Regions from separate parts of the Mus musculus genome. Here region 1 is linked to region 2. Evidence: chromatin loops called from intact Hi-C (ENCODE). Cell type or tissue: heart. All regions are shown on one strand.

Region 1 (2,500 bases), 130 kb before region 2:
CCTGAGGTAGGACGATTGCCATGTCAAGACAAGCCTGGGTTACATGGCAAAACCTTGTCCCAAGCAACAACAGGAAGAAAAAACAAAAACAAAAACAAAACCTCTCGAGTTCTTTTGTTGAAGGTCAATTTACTTCTTTAAAACCATTCTTAGAAAACATAATCTAAAGCCCAATATGAAAACAATGCTGTGTGATTTCTATAGTTGGCACTTGTTATATCTAAAATTTAGTAGATTATAAATATTGAGTTGCATGCTTAAAAGATTTATCACACAAGTTCCAACAGCTTTTATTTTTTTAAAAAAGGAAAACATGAGTGGGCACAAAATTATTACCTGCTTGTATTTTTCATAAGCTTCCTAGATAATATTCTTTTTTTAAAAAAAGTGGAAAATTTGAAATTAACATTTTCTCATTGAAACAAATGACATATTTTCATTTTCTAAAAAGTTTTATAAAAAATGGTTATAGATGAATGAACTTTCCTGAAATACATGCAGCATAGGATTCTCCTTAAGTGTGGTACTTATCATCTGAAGAGCCTAAGTTTTCATCCAGGAATGAGGAATGCTGGTGTGCAAATTAAACCTAACTGAATAAACATTTCACTGAGAGCCTCTGTGCCAGACCCCAACTCCTTAGTCTTTAGACAGCGGTTAGACGCTATCCTATCTTATTCTATTATGCGAAGATTTACTATATATTATATGGAATATTAAAAGTTGGAGACTATTTAGCTTTGAAACGTTTTCAGTGTGAGAGCTGGAGAAGTTATCCCGGGTGTGGTGGCATACCCTCTTAATCCCATCACTCTGGAGGCAGAAGCTGGTGGACCTCTGTGAGTTCGAGGCCAGCCTGGTCTAAACAGTGAGTTCCAGGAAAGCCAGGGCTGCTACACAGAGAAACCCTGTCTCTAAAAACAAAATGAAACAAATCTTCCAAAGAATTATTTTTTTAATTCACTTTAGGTCCAGATCACTTCCGATAGGATCCACCAGGGGGAAGCAGAGGAACGGGATTGCTCCTTCCCGAACTAGCAGTGGTGAGGACTTACCGTCTCTCAGAGCAGAAATCTTCCTGTGCCTCTCCTTTCCCCCTCTACCCTCCCCACTTCTAATTAACCCTGATTTATTTGCCCCGAGAACTGACACCGTGGACCCACAGCAGCAGTGTAGTGCGAAGAGATTTGCGCCCAGGCCAGGGCTTCAACGGGATTACGCTGATGAATTTGCTAAACACAAAGTCCACAGAAGCCCCAAATCCAGCTCTCTGCGAGGCCACCTGGCTCACGGTTGATTAAGACAGGGACCCTGAGCTGTTTGATCTTCTCTCATCAAAGAGTCTTTAAGCAAGTTTCATTTTACACTACTGTAAGGTGGCGATGGCTTGTGACTGCAGTGAGCCGCCTGAGCCAGCGCTCAGGCAATGGAGGTTCGCGGCTCACCCTGGCAGGAAGAGAGTGCAACAGCAGCTTGGAGCTCCAAGATCCTCTCAAGGGGGAAGAATCCTTGCTCCAACCCCTTAGCAGAAGTTAGTACTGTTTCTAGCCTACATCTTGTTTCCACCAAGGTTCTAATACAATGTTCTAGCTGGAAATTTGGGGATGAAGAAACAAAATCATTCATTCATCCATTCTCATTCATATTAATTTGTTCATTCGTTCTCTCACTCCCTTCTGCTCGGGCATCTTTTAGAAAATCAAGAGTCACGTAATTCACCATATTTCCAGAAACTTAGTTTACATTCTCCAAAATCAGCAAGTTCCCAGGGTCCACAATAGTGAGTATTGCTTAATAACGCTGTCTGAAAGACATTTAACCTGAAGACAAAAGGCCTTGCCCAGGACGGCTTAAAGACTACTTTTGTATCCAGAAGGGGGCTCCCTTGACTTCCCAGCATGACATTTACAAATGAAAAGAAAGCTAGTTCCACAATCACAAAGGGACAGTTGTCACCTTGCAGTCCATTGCTGAGCTCCAGCCCTTAGCTTCCAGGGCAGTGGCAAGGGGCCCTTTTGGTCACAGCCCTTGGAGAATGCCAGTATGATACAGGGAGTATGACAAGAACCCAGTGGCACAGAAGAAAATTCCATCTCCTATATATCTGCTGTCCGGGCCCCGCCTTATGCTGGCACCGCCCTATCTTTAGGATTGGAAATATTAAGTCCTACAGGGGATATTATGAGGCAGCTGGACTCCTAGACCCTACCTATCACAGGCCTTTCTGGGAGTCAGGACCTCCTGAAAGATGCTGCTGTCATCATTCTCACCAGACCTCCTTCACTTCTGAGCTCCAGGCTGTTTATGCTTCAAGGGCTCCAGGATCGTTTTCTGAGCTGAGTTAGATAGTCTTGTGACTGTGGCGCTGGGTTTATCTAGGCTAGCCATCTCCAGGGACAGAGCGAAGATAAGCATCCCAAACTCACTTGCTCCTCTTTGTAGGACAGAAAAGCCTACCCACTTCAAGGGACTCCAAACATGAGTCACGTCTGAAAGCTTG
Region 2 (2,500 bases):
AAAAGAGGTGCTCCATAGTTAACAGCAAATTTATTCCAAAGTACACCACTTAGTGGTGTCAGAGCCAAAGTCGTCCCTGGGCAATCTGATTCCAGAGCAGGTGTGGTGTTCCTAGCAGCATTAAGCTTGCTGTGTGGCCTTGCCTAGACTCTAGGAGCCCCTTTAGGATGGGACGGTGCCCAGAAACAGTCAGCATGTATTCTTAGATCTTGTCTTGTTCTGACTAACCTTTCTTTTCAATGCTTTAAAAAACCCGTTTGGATGCAGATTTAATTCCACCTTAATCCTGGAGCATGTTCTGTTGATTGTACTGCCTCTGTAGATTACATTCCATTCTGTGTTAAATTCCTGCATGCGTCAAACCATCTAAACGTATATCTCGATTTCAGTTTTCTCTTTTGGCTTCTTCTAAATGGTGAATGAATAATTAAATAAGTAAGTATGCTATAGGACATTTCATTCTCTTGTATAACCAGAGTTGCCCAGTTAAGAATTTCTTGAAATAAATGAACATACTGACCTTCTGTTCATAATCATAATCTTTGCCAAGAGAAGGAGGTCATGAGTTAAATTATCCTTATAAATTATTGAGTTGTGGCCAGACTCTAAGCTTCGTGAAAATCCTGTCCAAGTCGGCAACCCTATTAAAAACATTTTAAAGTACGACAAGTGTCAACCTGCTTAAATATGACATCTGAAAATTTAAAATATATACAAATATCAGGGCTCAATACAAATATCAGGGCTCAATTTCAAGAAAATGTATCTTATTTTGACTGGAAGGAGCTGGGCATGGAAAGAGGCCCCTAAGTGACTCCAATGTGAAGCTAGGGTTAAAAACATACACAGACCATCTCTGAGCTGTCTAGAAATGTCTAGTGCTAGGGCTACAGAGTCTTGGTTAGAAAAGATAAAGGGGTTTTTGTGTTGCTCTCACCTGCCCTCCAAATAGTCTTTTTTAAATGAAGCACAATTAATTCAAAAGTTTTCTTCTTTTCTGTTTGTCTTTGTTTTGGTTTGGTTTTGAGGGGGTTGTTTGTTTTGCTTCTTAGGATAATAAGGGACCACCCCCACCCCAACCCTCTGCCAAACCCAAGCAGTGGTGACTCTCTATCGCCACCTGGTGCCAGAAAGTTCTACAGTATACGGGGTGGGGGTGGGGGGTGGGGGTGGGGAGAATACAACTAAAAGAGGTGATTTTAAATATTCAAAATCCAGGAGAGTAGCAACTCTAGCTGCAGGGAGAGAAACTGATCAAAAAACTGATCTCTGGCTGAGGCTGACAAAACTTTTGAAGATAGCCAGCATTTGGGAATCTTGTTCTTGTGCCCGAATTTTTCTACTTTTCTTTTGTATGTTACCAATGAAGTAGGGGGGTACCATTTTCTCTCCCCCATCACTTCCTGTTGGCATGAAGAACTATTGACTTTTAGCTAATGTTGCATAGTAATTTGGGGTACGAGAAGCATCCTATTCAGAGCCGTAGATAAAAACTAAGAACTGGGCCTGAGATACTGAGGTGGGAAAAGCATCCGCATAGCAAACGAAACGCCTTGGATTTGATTTCTAGCGCGTTGAAAAACAGGAACAATATGCATATCATGAAGTACATGGTCTGTGATGAACTTAAAAGTTATCTATTTCCGGTGGCCTGCTATCCCTGAGCAGTTACCAAGTTAATCGATAATGGTTGCTTTGTATTTATGCCGCGGAGGAGGGGTTCTCTAAAAGGCAGAAGTTGCCCTCTTTGAAAGCTTAGGCTCTGAACAGACAAGACCTGTGGCTTTCTTTGAGGGATTTAACCTTCTTGAATCTCTGCTTCCCTGTGGAGAGAAAACTGTGTGGATTACACAGCCCAGTTCCTATCTAGCCCATTTAAGTAAAGAGTGACTTAAGTACGACTAATATGAGACAAAAGAACCTAGCCATACTTAAACGTCTTTTCAACAAGTAGCATGGACTTCTAAAAACAGTGTTTTAATTGATTCTCTTGAGTCAATTACATTTTGCTCACCTGAGATCATGGGCTGTTTTTTTTTTGCTCACCTGAAATCCTGGTTTCTTTGCTGTAAAAGTTGCTTTTAAAGTGTAAAATAGGAATAACTAGGCTTACTAATCATATACTTGTGAATATTAAACATGTTATTGTAAGTACAACTGGTTGCAGTGGTAGCTGAAAGGTGGGATTTTTTTCCCCAGTAAATGGTAGTCGTTGTCCTTGCTTTTACTGTTGTTCTTAGAACTCTCTCATCTTTTATCCAGAACCATGTTATATTCTAAAATAATGCCATTGCTTAAAAACATTACACAGCTTAGAAATATTGTGAAAAGGGTGTATACTGAAAACATTAATTACATAAGGATCCAAAATAAGTAAAAACTTAGCTTCATTCCAGGTTTGGTTTTTTTGTTGTGTTTTTGTTTTGTTTTGTTTTGTTTTGTTGTTTGTTTGTTTGTTTTTAATTATATGAAAGTACACTGTAGCTGTCTTCAGACACTC

The links. Peaks named below come from ENCODE experiments on the same cell type or tissue, not always from the same donor. Only the 100,000 strongest peaks of a DNase experiment are listed, where the experiment ranks them.
Region 1: a loop joins it to region 2, with 3 times the contacts of the local background. A loop is called at or near these places in 17 of 42 quality-filtered maps.

Annotation. Positions count from the first base shown.
Region 1 is chr19:30,553,318-30,555,817 of GRCm38, reverse strand. No RefSeq gene overlaps it. Among named protein-coding and RNA genes, the nearest start is that of Dkk1, 5.1 kb to the right of the region's middle. In heart, a CTCF peak has its summit at 995 (motif pointing right); no DNase peak of the experiment used is centred here; H3K4me3 peaks cover 573 bases; H3K27ac peaks cover 590 bases.
Region 2 is chr19:30,426,313-30,428,812 of GRCm38, reverse strand. No RefSeq gene overlaps it. Among named protein-coding and RNA genes, the nearest start is that of Gm36319, 32 kb to the right of the region's middle. In heart, a CTCF peak has its summit at 1,093 (motif pointing left); no DNase peak of the experiment used is centred here.